2 separate regions of the Mus musculus genome follow, and region 1 is linked to region 2. Evidence: chromatin contacts called from ENCODE Hi-C or POLR2A ChIA-PET data. All regions are on one chromosome and are shown on one strand. The core of a region is the stretch at or near the end of the contact, and the rest is flanking DNA. Distances in the headings are between cores, read along the strand shown.

Region 1 (4,847 bases), core at 118-2,617, 38 kb before region 2:
ACTAATTCATCAACTGGACATATATTGACTGATTGATATCTGCCATGTATCAGGACCAATATGAGGATCTGGATAGATAATGAAAAACGACACATGTCTCCAGCCAAAATGATAGACCTTAGGAAAATGAGATTTCTACAGCAACCAGCAGGGTGGTACGAATCCTACCAAGTCCCCCTAATTCATGCATCTGTAGGTTGCAAACATTCCCACAGCTTGGGAAGCAACAGACACCCATTCCTCCCTGGCCCAAGACCAGGAAGTACAAGAAATTTTACTTTCACCATGATTAATTTGATGGATGCACAAACTGATGCTTCCAACGGGAAAAGTGAATTGTTTGTGAAATGAGGCTAAAAGTGGCAGCATTAAATCTAAACCATTTCCTGTGAACTGGATTTCTTTTTTAAAAATTGGCTGCTGTATGGTTTTCTTAGTCACCTTTTCTCTGGGCTTATTGGAGGCGTAGTCCCTCCCAGCAACCTCCCATCTGCTGGAAAACAGAATCAGGAGACAGAGAAGCCCGCGTGACACATCCATCACTAGAAGAAAATACTAGGAAGGACTCAATCCATGAACCACCATTTGTATAAAAATCTGGTAGTACTGTCTTCAGACTGACAAAATGAGTTTTGCATCACTGAGAGGAGAGAGCGGCTGCCATCCCCTGATGCTAGTAAAGAGAGTACTGGAAAGCATCTGCAGACCTCTCTGTTCCTAATTGCCAGGCAAAGGGAGGGCCCATAGTTCTCTCCGGATTAAAGTCCTAGCACTGCAGGCAGAGGAAGGTATACCCCTATCAAAGGCTCACCTAATGACTCTGCTCAAAAAGCTATTACTACTATTTAGGACTGGTTGTAGTTCTGTGGTAGACTGCTGGCCCAGCAGGGTCGGAAGTGGAGAAATAGAGGAACCCTGCTTGGTTTCTTGTGTCCTTGTATTTCTCAAGCTAGCGCAGACGTATGGCATTACAAAAAAAAAAATTCTTTTCTTTTTTTTTTTATCAAAAGTAGCATTTGTAATTTTTCCTGTTAGCAATCACACAATTAATTGTTGGGGGTGGGGATACTATCTCAGCCGAGGAACTATCTATCTCATAATTGATTCTGAGTTAACATTAGTTAGCCTTTGCAGTGGTCACATGCACAACTTTCTTTCTGGCTATATGTCACAGGGCAAGATTTCCAGAGCCTAGAGGTCCACGGATGCCACTGAGGGAGGCGGCTGTGTGGATTAGAAAGATGCTCTGCTGGGATGGGGGGGGGGGCAGTGGGGAGGGGGAGGAAGCGAAAAGCGGAGAAGGTGGAGAATAGGGATCATGTGTGTTCCTCGAATATACAACCCACATTTGAGTGACAAATACCAAGAACAACCTATACAAACAACTAAGCGCAAATCCACGCGTATCCATCTCACCCTGGGTGTGTGTGCTTTTTCAACTAACTTTGGGAAATCGCCGAGACCCAGCGGTGTGGCCCGCGCCACCTCTCATAGACTTTGGCCTTTTAAGCGGTATCTCTCTTTCCTCCGGATTAAGGATGGAAGATCCTTTCAGCCTCGCAATTCTGAATCCCGCATCCAACCTTTCTGTACCCACTCAGCCAAGCTGGAGTCTCAACCTGACTTCTGAGCAAGGAGCCTCTGTCCCAGGACCGCATTCGCCTCCACGCGGGCCACCCAGCCACCGGATCCATCTGGTCTTCTTGGGGATCATCCTGGTGGCCGCGGTAGCTGGCAACACCACTGTGCTCTGCCGCCTGTGCGGCGGTAGCAGCGGACCCTGGCCGGGTCCCAAGCGTCGCAAGATGGACTTCCTGCTTGTGCAGCTAGCAGCGGCTGACCTGTACGCAAGTGGAGGAACAGCATTGTCGCAGCTGGCTTGGGAGCTGCTGGGCGACCCGAGACCGGCTCTGGGCGACTTGGCTTGTCGCCTTTCCCATCTGCTGCAGGCATCGGGGCGGGGCGCCTCCGCCCACCTGGTGGCGCTCATTGCCTTGGAGCGCCAGCTCGCGGTGCGCATTCCTCAGGGCCCTCAGTTGCCAGCACGTGCCCTGGCTGCCCTGAGCTGGCTGCTGGCTCTGCTACTGGCGCTGCCTCCGACCTTCGTGGTGCGCTGGGATGCTCCTCCATCTTCAACCGCCAATGCCTGGCCAGGGAAGCATTGCTGCAGGGGCATCTTCGCGCCCCTGCCGCGCTGGCACCTGCAGGTCTACGCGCTCTATGAAGCTATCGTGGGCTTCGCGGCGCCGGTCGCTCTCTTAGGCTTCTCTTGCGGCCACCTGCTGTGTGTCTGGTGGCAGCGTGGGTCTCAGGCTCCGGTGGCTAGGATGCCCTGGTCGCCCAGTATGGCCAGAGCCTCCTTGCCCAGCGCGTTGCCCCAAGCCAAGGTGCAAAGCTTGAAAATGAGCCTGGCGCTGGCACTGCTCTTCGTGGGCTGCGACCTGCCCTACTTCGCCGCTCGCTTGGCAGCCGCCTGGTCATCGAAGCCCGCGGGTGACTGGGAGAGAGAGAGCCTGGTGGCGGCGATGCGCGTCCTAGAGGTGGCCAACAGCGCCATCAACCCTTTGATCTACCTTTTCTTCCAGGCGGGCGACTGCCGTCTCTGGCGGAGGCTGCGGAGGCGCCTAGGAGTTCTGTGCTGCGTGCGGGAGGAAGAAGCCGATATCAGCGAATGGGCTGGGGACCACCAGGCACTCCACCGCCATCGCTGGCCCCACCCTCATTATCACCATGCCCGGCGGGAGGAGCGGAACCAGGGCTGCCTGCGCCCACCCCCGCCACGCCCCAGACCGCCGCCCTGCTCCTGTGAAAGTGCCTTCTAGGAACTGCTGAACGGACAGGTCCTTGGCCACTGTAGCACAGCCTTCAGACAACGGAGGGTGTAAGTGATCTGCCTAAGTCACCAAGAGTGGAACTGTCTGCAGGAACTACTGAAGCGGCCCGCATCCTGTATGCGACAGTTATTTCCTTCTAGTAAGGGCATGATTTTCACTTCCCGTTAGTTTTCTTCCCTCTGGTTCCTCTCATAACGCCCATTTTGAGGAGACCAAACTCTTGGAAAGTTGTAAAACAAACAAACAAACAAAAAAAAAAACCAAAACAAAAAACTGAGTTCCAGAGTCAATGTTTTTGCGATTCTCTTTTATACTCCCACTACGTTCTAGATTAGACAATTCATTTTAACTAAATTGACAAATTTTCATTCGTTGCTATTATGTTTGTAGTGATTTTGAATTGTGCTTAAATCAAGTGCATCTTTGGGGAGTAGCAAATTTGATGTTCCTTCCGAGAGGAAAATCCCCATAATGCTCTTCCTGGGGAGATCTGGAGTGCTGTTAGCAGCACTGTAGGAAAGTGATCATGCTGTCACGTTAGCGACAGAGCATTTGAAAAATAAAAGCATTTCCCACGTAGCAGCTACAACATTTCTTTAAAACGTAGTAATGTGCTTTCTGGGAGGAAAATAGGTGTGGCTTTTATTTCCAACTTTCACATCAATAAAAACTGAGAATACAGGAGGAGCACATACGCTTCTTTTAGTCCTTTCCAAGCATGCCTGTATTCTGTTAGACATAGAGCTATTGTGCCCAGACCAGCTTCTAAGTTTGTCCACATTAAGCTCCTAAAGGCAAAGTCTTGAGGGAAAGTGTCAATTCGATGTGGCAGGATGGTACTTACTGTTCAAGTGCTCTGAGATCTGCAGGAGAAAGCTCTGTGTAGGTAGAGAACTGTTTAAAAACAAACCTAAACAGGTGAAGTAGAGGCCCTGCCAGTGATCCCAGCACCCAGGCAGGAGCATTGTCTTGAATTTGAGGCCAACATCGACTAAGTAGTGAGTTTTGGAATAGTCTGGACTACATAGACTCTTTGTCTTAAACAAACAAAAAAAATGTCTAGCTTATTCATGTGAGTCAGAGAGGATTAAATCAGGGAACAGTTGATGCATGACCTCTTCCTCTTCACTGTTCTTGCTTCTAAGGGAAGTCGTAGGATTTCTGAGCACCATACAATGTCCTGCACCTGAGAACTCACATCTTTCACAAAACTTGAGTTCTTGTCCATAAGTAAATGTGCCACTAAGAGGCAGAGGGGAAGGGACTGGCTAAAGGTTGTTTACACAAGTCATAATCTGTGAGGATTGTGTTTTGTTCGTGGATAATTATATACTTCTACAACATGTGAAACATAGGAGCCACTCAGTGCAGATTTGTTGCATAATTTAGCAAAACTTGATATAGGTAGGTTACATAAAAGATAAGCTAAAGGAAATCTCCATTCCTCCAGAATACTATTTCTTAGCAGATATACCAGTTAAGCCCATGGTAAGTCCTAGTAGAAGGGACCCAGGTCTGTCCTCCTTTGTACTAGTTGGATATTTGGAGCCTGGAGGTTGGCATCATCTTCCCTGGAGAGGCTAGCTTATCTAGCTGTGAGCTGCCAAGAAATGGCAGGTGCAGAACAGCAGCTACTCAAGGTACTTTTATCCCACTTGCTCAACCCAGCAATAATCCCAAGGTGTTCTTCTATGAGAACCTAGTATGGGTTTCACCTAACAAGAATGTGTCCTTGCGCCAGCTTTCCATGGATTCAACATCATTTCCCCTACTCTCTTGCCCCTGGAAAGAACCTTGCTATAACAGAAAGAAGTCTGTCCAAGGAAGGTCTGGAATTCACTAATGCTCAGAAAACTCTCTAAGCACCTTCTGGGTGAGCTAGCTGGACCTGTTGATAGAAGCCAGACAACCCTGTCTTATATGAGGACATGGATTCTTCTATCTAAACTTGGGGTAAATTTGGCTCTGAGTGTTTGATTCTTAATCTTTTCCACTGAAGGTCAGCTATGTGAC
Region 2 (4,731 bases), core at 1,837-4,336:
TTACTGGAGTGTGGAGTTGCAAACAGACTGAAGGACAATGGATCTAAAATATATATCCTTTTAAAATGTCAGATTGTGGACTGATGAGATGGCTCAGTGGTTAAGGACACTCACAGATCCTCTAGGGAATCTGGGTACAATTCCTAACATCCACATGGAAGCTCCCAACATCTTTAACTACAGTCCCAAGGAATTAAATGTCCTCTTTTGACCTCCTCAGGAATCAGGAATACATATAGTGCACTGACATGCATGTAAACAAAAGACTCATACAGATAAAATGAATTAAAAAAATAAAGATGTCAGATTAGGCTAAGCAAAAAAAAAAAACAAAAAAAAACAAAAACAAAAACAAAAACATTTCTAAATGAAATTCTTGTTTAATCATTTGGTGACACAAGCTATATCTGTGCTGTGCTCCATGTGTCACAAACAGAGACAGGGCCTGGAGAGAGCATTTTCTAGGAGCTTGTGCAGAGGACTCAGGTTCAATCCTCAGCACACATATGGTAGCTTACAAACACTTTTAATTCTAGTTTCAGAGGCTCTAATGCCCTCTTCTGACCTCTGACGGTGCCTACATGCCTATGGGTCACATATATATGTATATATACATACAGGTACACAAACAGACCCATAAAATAAATATTTTTAGAAATCAAGACTGCTTATAGATATAGCAAATATTATTTCAGTCTTTAATACTTTTTAAAGTGATACTTACCCTGTGTTTGATCAATGACGAAAAGGAACATTGTGGTGGTTTGAATATGATTGGCCCAGGGAGTGTCACTCTTAGGAGGTGTGGTCTTGTTGGAGTAGGTGTGGCCTTGTTGGAGGAAGTGTGTTTTTGTAGGTGTGGCCTTTAAGACCCTTGTCATAGCTGGTTAGAAGCCAGTCTTCTCCTGTCTACCTTTAGAAGAACATGTAAAACACTCAGCTCCTCCAGGCCCTTGCCTGCCTAGACACTGCCATGTTCCTGCCTTGATGATAATGGACTGAACCTCTGAACCTGTAAGCCAGCCGCAGTTAGGTGCTCTTTATAAGAGTTGTCTTGGTCATAGTGTCTGTTCACAACAGTAAACCCCTATCCAAGACAAACATTGTTCTATAAAATATCACTGGTTATCCTAAAACTATATAGTGAACAGAATAGTATGAAGGAAACTAACACTGAGCTATTATTCTGGACTTCTCTGTGTTTTACTTGTTGGGGCTCATTTTGTAAATATTTGGATAAGCCAGATATGATGGCACACACCTGTGAGTGCTGTGACTTGAGAAAACTTGGAGGGTGATTTGAGAGAATCATTTGAGCTCACAAGTCTGAGATCAACCTGGATAACACAGCAAAACTTTGTCTTGAAAGAAAAAAAATGTATGCAACACACCAGGATAAGTGAACAAGACCCCTGAGTCTCAGGTCCCCAGTCCTTTGGGGCACTGAAATCACTGTGTTAGTATGTTAAATACAGATTTCAACGTCCAATTTTGGATTCACAGTGTAATAATTTTGGAAGTTAGTGATCCTGTGAACATGATGAACATGCCTAGGGTCCACCAGATATTCTGTAAGAAATATGGAAAGGACCAACCCCACAAGGTGACACAGTACAAGAAGGACAAGGATTCTTTGTAAGCAGCGTTATGACAGGAAACAAAGTGACTATGGTGGACAAACTAAGCCTATTTTCCGCAAAAAGGCTTCTACAAAGAAGATTGTGCTGAGACTGGAGTGCATTGAGCCCAACTGCAGATCTAAGAGGATGCTGGCTATTAAGAGATGTGAGCATTTTGAATTGTGAGGCGACAAGAAGAGAAAGGGCCAAGTGATCCAGTTCTAAGCTGATTTTGTTATGAATAAAATCTTGACCTTTCACTCCCTCTGATTGCAGTTGGTCTTTCTGGGAGGGAAAAAATGAAAAGCTTTCAGAAATTAAAAAACAAAAATATATATTGAATCCTTTCTAAGATTTTTACTTCATTGATCTGGTATACTGGGCAAAGTTGCTTTGTTATTGTTTTTTGGTTTTGTTTGTTTTAATTCCTAGGCAGATCTAAAGCCTAGCCAAGATTATGAGCTATTGAATCAAAGGATCATTAATTTTAAAAAATCCTTATTATTCTGTGTGAGCAGGGACATGCATGCTACAGCATAGTTTGTTAAGTCAGTTCCTACATCATTAAATGAGCTCTGGGCTACAACTCAGGCTGTCCCGTTTACAAGCACCCTTACTCCATGAATCATCTTGCTGGCCTCTTTTTTCTTTTTTCTTTTTTTAAAGCAGGGTGTCTGTGCTGCCCAACACTTGGGTTCAAGTGATCAACTTCAGCCCGGGTTGTGGGCTCTATAAGAGCTTGCCACGTGCCAGTTTACAGAGAATGCTTGCAAACCAGTAAGACTCATTTAGCTTGCACCTCTGAGCATAAGTATGGGGAGTTCTTATTGTGTTGCTCTTAATGTAACACTGAAAGAGAAATTGAAAGTGAAAACACACCATCTCCCCTTAAATCTAGTAATTTTTAAAAGCTTTGGTATACACAAATACTTAACCTATTTGTATCTCAAGCAATGAGTTATTTGTGTTAAAGAGAGCATATTACACATGGGAGCCTGTATGGTGTAGTGTATGGAATTGGACCTTTGGGTATACAGTATATGGCTGTAAAGTTTTCCCATGTTCTAGGTATTATTTCGCTTAGGGATGAGATTGCTGAGTGCATTTAAAATTTGGATAAATTTAGAGTGAGTCCGATTATCGTTCTTTGAAAAAAGAAAAGAGAAAGAAAATGATGCACCTACTCATATCCCACAAGAGCTAGAAAAATTCCACAAACAGGACAGCAGCCTGATGGAGGGACGGGAGGGGAGCCAGTACTTCCTAGCACGTGACCCCTGCCCCGCCTCCTCACAAACTCGCGTCGCGCAGGCGCAGGACGCAGGGGCTGCGGGAGCTGGGTGTTGAGGGCGGGGCGAGGACCCCAGCACAGTAAGTTAGGTTCTCGCGGTGCGGGAATTGGGTGAGGGGAGCGGGGCGGAGATTTCTGGCACGCTGCTGCTTCCGGTCGGACACCGCCCGGGCCTGCACTTCCTGCGTCCGCTGGCAGCGGTTCCGAGTCCTCGGGTGTCTGAGCAGGGAGCGTTTGGACCCTCGTGGACTGGCATTGGCAAGAGCCTCAGTGAACTGTTCGCCTTGACAGTTGGGCCACAGCCGGGACCTGCAGCCATTTAAATAGGCTTTTCCGCACTTGTGCCATAAACTATGAAAGCGAATCCTTCTGACGTCCCACGCACCCCAAATATTCTCCTGGGATGGCCGTCGGGACGACTGCTGGTTGCCGTGCTGTCCCTAGCGCCGCTCAATCTAGCAGCTGCGGCCTGTCTTCTTAGCAAATAAAACTGGTTTGAGAACTGCTAAAGCCATGGGGGTGGCTACCAGCCTTGCTGCGCTTCCTGCGGTTGCACCCAGCTGTATAGAGTAGAGGTGCCTTAACGTGGTTGTCCTCTGCACACCCTATGATACAGGCCTCTTAGGAAGCAGTCCGGGATTCAGACGCTGGTGAAACGCCTTGTCATCTTTAATACCAGACATTGGCAGTAATTCGCTCAGCTGCACGGCTTCATTAAATTGGGCAAGTGTTTTACTTTAGATATTTGTGAAGACAATCTTGTACATTAGCATTCCTACATAAACATTCAGAACCATCTTTTCCGATACATGTGTGCACTGCGAATATAAAACTCTCTATACGTTTTTGCCGAACGGTTTTTGTGACTTTCAAGATGATTTTCTTTCAGGCCACATGTTTTTTGTTTTTTGTTTCTTTTCTTTTATAAATCGCTGGCTGCTAGTGACACGAAAGTTACACCAAGCAACATATGAGCTTACAGATATTTAATTTTGTGAGGAGTAATGAACATTTACACGCAAAGTGTCCAAGCGGTAGTGAAATGTAGCTAGTCAAATGTATTTATTATCATCAAACTGCTACTGACTAAAGCATTTCCCTTCCCTGAGCCTAAAAGCCAGGGTGTCACCCTGGAGATAAGCACTGTGATAATTTGTGGGCCAGGTCCCCACTCTAAGAGTCCCTGAGTCATTGCTCAAGAGGAGTGACACATGAGTGTGAGTACCTTTAATTTCATGTCTTTTGTCTTCAGTGACTTTATACTTGAATGAATTATCTACATTAGAAAGGTGTTTAAAACTGTCGGGGCCATCCACTTATCTAAAACAAATAGTTTTATATGGAATTCTCACTTTAAGAAATCTAATTTTAGGGATCTACGAACAACAAAACAGTTTTTATTTTTAAAGACAATGGTAGAACAGAACATTTTTTATTTTTATTTTTTTTTGTCAAAAACTGTATTAAAAATTATGTTCTCCAGCACTATAGCACTTTAAAAACAGTGATTTTGGAGGGAGAGCCAAGGCATTATTTTTTTCCTAGTAGGAAGACTACAGCAGCAGGATTCATAACTCAACGTGACGTTCATTAGCTTCCCTGGAAAGTATCAGTGCTGCTTCTCCTTCTCCTTCTTGTTCTTCAAGAGATTTCTTTTTTATTAGATATTTTCTTTATTTAAATTTCAAATGTTATCCCCTTTCGTGGTTTACCTTCTGAAAACCCCCTCCCACTGTTCACCAACCCACCTACTCTTGCTTCCCAGCCCCGGCATTCCCCTACACTGGGGCATCGAGCCTGCACAGGACTAAGGGCCTCTCC

What was found. A loop is a pair of places that touch in the nucleus more often than their neighbours do. ChIA-PET counts read pairs that join two places held with the same protein, here RNA polymerase II (POLR2A).
Region 1: a loop to region 2 is called in a map of left cerebral cortex, with 6 times the contacts of the local background. The contact joins the promoter of Gpr150 here to the promoter of Rfesd in region 2. A Hi-C loop is called at or near these places in 4 of 37 maps with a recorded cell type or tissue (T-helper 17 cell, heart and left cerebral cortex). POLR2A ChIA-PET finds 5 or more read pairs at or near these places in 3 of 5 experiments (Patski and embryonic stem cell).

The regions. Positions count from the first base shown.
Region 1 is chr13:76,053,516-76,058,362 of GRCm38, reverse strand. Gpr150 (G protein-coupled receptor 150) reads left to right here and starts at 1,367. Exons shown (of 1, transcript NM_175495.2): 1 at 1,367-3,512. The coding sequence starts at 1,539. The coding sequence ends at 2,822.
Region 2 is chr13:76,016,917-76,021,647 of GRCm38, reverse strand. Rfesd (Rieske (Fe-S) domain containing) reads left to right here and starts at 3,086. Exons shown (of 4, transcript NM_178916.5): 1 at 3,086-4,127. It overlaps Gm52035 (a long non-coding RNA gene), which reads left to right. Exons shown (of 3, transcript XR_003950562.1): 3 at 1-297. It also overlaps the pseudogene Gm4165.